Regions from separate parts of the Homo sapiens genome. Here region 1 is linked to region 2. The links are chromatin loops, found by intact Hi-C in ENCODE. Cell type or tissue: thyroid gland. All regions are shown on one strand.

Region 1 (2,500 bases), 49 kb before region 2:
ATGCAATCAGGTTACGTACAATTTCTTAATGTTATTTAGTAAACACTTGCATGTTTCTGCATAGTCATCATTAACCATAAAATAGCTACAAATATGCCTGTGTGGTGCTATGATGTGTTTAATCATTTCTCTAATGTTGAGCGAGGAAGTCATGTTCAAATTGTTGGTGTCATTAATACCACTCCCCTAAACACCTTTGTCATGTCCTGCTCTTAACAATGTTTTCTGCAAGTAGAAGGCTGAATGGCAGAGGCATTAATAATAGGAATAATAATAAGAAGAAGACAAATAAATGTGTTTTGGAGTCAGCAAAATGTAGGTTCAAATCCTAATGCTTCCCCTTACTACCGACAATAACCTTGAACAAGTTTCCTAAGCTCCCCGAATCCAATTTTTTTCATCTGAAACTTGGAAAGAATAATATGTCTCAAAAGTTTGGCATGAAGATTAGATGGACCACAGTTTGAAAGAGCCTGGCAAACAGAAGAAGCATAATAAATGCCAGTCTCCTCCTGTACTTTCTGAGTGCAGCAGATCAGGACTCAACTTGTACTGCTGCCATTTATTTTTTACATTATATTGATCAAGTTGCCTTAATTTCTCAGCACCCCAGTTCTCTCATGTGTGAATAATTATGTCCATTCTGAATCACAGTAACTACAGGTTGAGGGTGAAAATAATAATGCATGTGACAAGCACTTCCTAAACTGTAAATTACTACTCCAGGAAGCCAAGTCCATACATTGGTTGCGGCTTTGAATTCTATGCTGAGATTCTGATGCTGCAGGCAAGATCAGAAAGAAGAGAAGGAGTGACTGATTGATGATGTCTGCCAAGAAGTGTGGCCTGAGGGAGCTGGAACATGTGCCTGTATTTGGCACCTCTCCCCAGTACAAGTGTTATCACATATGTATAATCATTATCATTGGGATATTTTTGATACTATCTATAGGCTATTTGTTGTTGTTATTGTTAAGTAAGTCTAAATCTTCAAATAAGCTGTATCATCAACTGAGTGTGAGAGCATTTAGATTTCACAGTAGTGGTTTTTGATCCTGTGCCTTTAATTTCCCAAGTGAATGAAGATTTTCGTTGTTGTTATTGTTATACTTTAAAGAACATTGGTCCCTGCATGTAGCCTCCGCTGATAGCAACAGGAGTATAGTCCAGTGCCTAAAAGAATTGGGCAATTCGCTTTGGAAAATGACCTCCATCAGAATGACATAAAGTGGCCTGCAGCAGAATGAGTGTGGCTGAAGTCAGCATTTGGAATCCGGCCGAGGTTTTTTGTTTCTTATTTTTGTGAGGTTTTGACTCCCAGCCAGGGTACTTCCCTTGGTTACATGACAGGAGAAGGCATTACAATTCAACCCCCTTTTCCACCTAAATGGCAAGCCAAGCCTGAGGATGAAACAGGAATCCCTGCTCAGAGACTGAGATGACCCGTAGTTACTGGTAGTCACAGTAGGCTGGAATCCAGGTATACCATTCACCATTCATGCATTCTGACAGAGCCGCAAGAAACCCTCATTAAGCCCTGACGTTCTGAGGAGGCAGAAGCCACACCAGAAAATCTCCTATGCCTCACTCAATGCCCAGGATACTATAAATCCTCAAAAGACTTAAGCATAAAAGCTGCTATTCAAAGTGTGGCCCATGGGTCACTGCTGGCTTTTAAACTGTCTGGTACCAATCTGTCATGAGTTCAGAAAATGAGAATAAGAACTTTAAGACTACTATAACTGTTCGGCATTGTCAGGTAGACTGATAGTGCATGACCAGTGGACTCATCTCATTGACTGGGAGTGCATGACTCATCTCATTGACTGGGATATAGACCAATTCAAGGTTTATCGAGCTCATATGGCAAGTGGCCACTAGTCTAAGGCTGGAGGAGCACGTGTCACAGGCAGTTTGGAAAGGACCAGCATTGAGCTCTGTAACATGAGTCTGATTCAGAAACCAGCTCCGTTGTCCCCAAGGACCCACCAGAATAACAATTATCATAATACCATTAGTTCCCTCTATATATATATTAGGAACTATATGCACCTAATGGAATGATAAGTATCATTATCCCCATTTTTACACATACAAATCCATCAATGCCTAAGGCCACAAAGCCGATCCCGCAGCAACGTTTTCCTGGGCTCAGGCCTGGCTTGTTCTTAGAAGCTGCTACACCACTCCACCGTGGGGTTGAGAACTGGAACCCTGGCATGGGCCCATAAAGGAGAGACAGTGCTTTAGAGAAGGTGAGGATTCGGCCTCTGAAACAAAGCTGTCAGATCTCAGTCTTACTTTTCCCTTCCTCCTCCTTCACCTTCTCCTCCTCCTCCTTCTTTTCCCCTCCGCCTCCTCTTTCTTGGAGAAAGGCCCCATCTGAGAGGAGGCAGAGAAAGCCCTTTGGAGCCATGGGAATGCGGCACACAGAGAATGATTAAAACTTGGAACACCCGAAGGGCACTTTTAATTGCATTTGGAGATAGAAAAGTAGTAC
Region 2 (2,500 bases):
GAGAGAATTCATTAGGTGCATTGGCTCATGTGATGACAGAGGCTGAGGAGTTCTGCAGTAGATATCTGCAATCTTCAGCCCCAGGGAAGCTGGTAATGTGACTCATGGCAAGTCTCAAAGCTACAGAGCCAGGGAAGCCAAGGGGGTAATTCTCACTCCCAGACCGAAGGTCTGAGAACCTGAGAGGTGGGGGTCGGGGGAGCACTGCCTAGTGCTAGAATCCAAAGGCCAGAGAACCTGAAGTTCTGATGTCCAAAGGCAGGAGAAGAAGGGTGTCCCAGCTCCAGAAAAGCGAGAGAGAATTCACCTTTCTCTGCCTTTTTGTTCTATCTGGGCCCCCAGCTGATTGTGTGGTGTCTGCTCACATTGACAGCAGATCTTCCCCACTGAGTCCACTAACTCACACACCATTCTCCTCTGGAAACAACCTCTCGGACATACCCAGAAATACCACTTTACCAGGATTTTAGGTATCCCTTAATCCAGTCAAGTTGACACCAAAAATTAACGATAACAGTACCCTTGTCATTATATTGGGACCACCTGGACAATTCAGGCTCCTCTCTGGATCTCAAGGGCAGTTGATTAGCGGCTGTAATTCCCTATGCCATGGAACCTGCTGTAGTCACAATTTCGAACCATTAGAATGTGGATATCTCTGCAGAGCCACTATTCTTTCTATCTCAGTGGCTTTAGCCAAGGTATCCACATTTTCAACCCTCCCAACTCCAACATTTCATATCCCTCTTCCCTACGTTACCTTTTCTCTTTGGTACTTATCACTACCTGACATAGTATATATCTTTTGTTTATTTAATTTATTTATTATCTGACTCCTTCATTAAAATGCAGTTCCCTTAAGAGCAGTGATTTTCTTTTTTCCTGCTTATAGCACCCCCAGCACCTAGAACAAATAAAGAGCACGTAGTACACATTCAGTAAGTAGGTGTTGAATGAATGAATTAGTGAATGAATAATTGAACCACAACCTCTGCCAACTCCATTTTCATACAGTGCTGGCATCATCAACATGAATCTTACTTTTCACCAAACTCCCTTCTATCCCTGGGAGGGGAGAGGGCTGCAGATACAAGCGCACAGTGATGGAATGGCTGGGGAGCAATTGAGCAGCTGAGTGCTGCATTATTGAGAAATCTTTCCTTTCCTTTGCGTCAGAGCAGAGCTGGAGAGCTGTTGCCTGGTAGAAGCTCCCAAGAAAGCAGCCAAGAAGACAGCTGTTCTAAATGCAGCCACACTTGGCATGCCCAGAACCAAGAGAGAGAAGACCACATCCCCACACTGATCAGCAGCCCCGAAATCCTCCCAAACAGCAGCCTTAGGGACACAGCCCCAAACCCCAGCACACAGCTGTCTTTAACAGTCTTGCGGGTACTTATCCCAGGGCAGGAGGCAGGTGTAACCATTCAGTCAATGTTCAGAAGGGATTATAACTGCATGAACAAGATAGTCATGTTCCTTGGAAACTGTCACTGACAGCTCTCAAGGAACATATCCAAATTCCCTTATTTGCAGTATTGCAATTATAAAGCTGCATTTATAAATGTTAGTGTTTAAATATTACCTTACCGTAAGTACCTAGTCTCTCAGGTCCCTGGGAAGAATAACCAATATGCTATAAAAGCTGTATATTTCCAGTGAGGCAAGGATGGATAATTGCAAAGGGTTCCTATGCTGGGGGTCAGTCTCCAAGCAGCCATTGTTTGCCTTTTGGGATATTTGGTGCTTTGTTTCACCAAACACATCAAAATGCTGATGCTTTTCTCATGTTCAGGAAACACGGATGAAAGAGCAATATTGCGTTTGACACATTTCAGTTTAATGTAAACCCTAATGGCATTTGCAGAGGGTTTATCACACACAGAATGTTTTTGCCTACATCATCTGTGCCTCTCAGCTCCTCTATGGGGCAGAAAGTGAGGCTTTGATTTAACCGGATCCCTGCCTGCCTGTCCACTGCAGCTCAGGCTCTCAGCCCCTCCCTCATACTCTCTTTCCACGATGTGGTGGTTTCCAATGCCCTGTTCTCTTGCATTCACACGTATATTTCCTCTGCCTGAGATACCCTCCCTACCTCTATCTTAGGAATCTTCTCTTTCACCTGGCTGACTCCTAATTCATCTTTGTATGTCTCAACTTAAATATCGATTCCTCAGGCAGCCCTTCCTGACACGCTTTGCCCTTCTTTATTATGTGCATCCAGTTTGGAATCCTTGTTTATCACCTGTCTCTCCCTCCAACAGGGAGCCTCAGGGGAGGGAGCTGCAACTGCTGTGTTCACCATTGCATCCCGAGTGCCACTCTCCTTCCTGAGCATATAGAAGGTGCCTGATAAATACTATGTGATACATGCTTGAATAATGTGCCCCAGGTTACTACAGTTATGAAATGGATAAAGCAAGATCTGGTCCATTTGTTTTCCATCCTACCGCATCCCTATTTTCAAGCATTCATTCCTTCCACAAACATCAGACCTATTGCT

What was found. A loop is a pair of places that touch in the nucleus more often than their neighbours do. Peaks named below come from ENCODE experiments on the same cell type or tissue, not always from the same donor. Only the 100,000 strongest peaks of a DNase experiment are listed, where the experiment ranks them.
Region 1: it touches region 2 in a loop (2.1-fold over the local background); 4 of 110 quality-filtered maps call a loop at or near these places.

The regions. Positions count from the first base shown.
Region 1 is chr4:16,572,743-16,575,242 of GRCh38, reverse strand. The region is part of intron 5 of LDB2 (LIM domain binding 2); the gene reads left to right. Among named protein-coding and RNA genes, the nearest start is that of LDB2, 320 kb to the left of the region's middle. In thyroid gland, no CTCF peak of the experiment used is centred here; DNase peaks (open chromatin) are centred at 1,302 and 1,872.
Region 2 is chr4:16,524,037-16,526,536 of GRCh38, reverse strand. The region is part of intron 5 of LDB2 (LIM domain binding 2); the gene reads left to right. The region is part of intron 2 of LOC105374505 (a long non-coding RNA gene); the gene reads right to left. Among named protein-coding and RNA genes, the nearest start is that of TAPT1-AS1, 300 kb to the right of the region's middle. In thyroid gland, no CTCF peak of the experiment used is centred here; no DNase peak of the experiment used is centred here.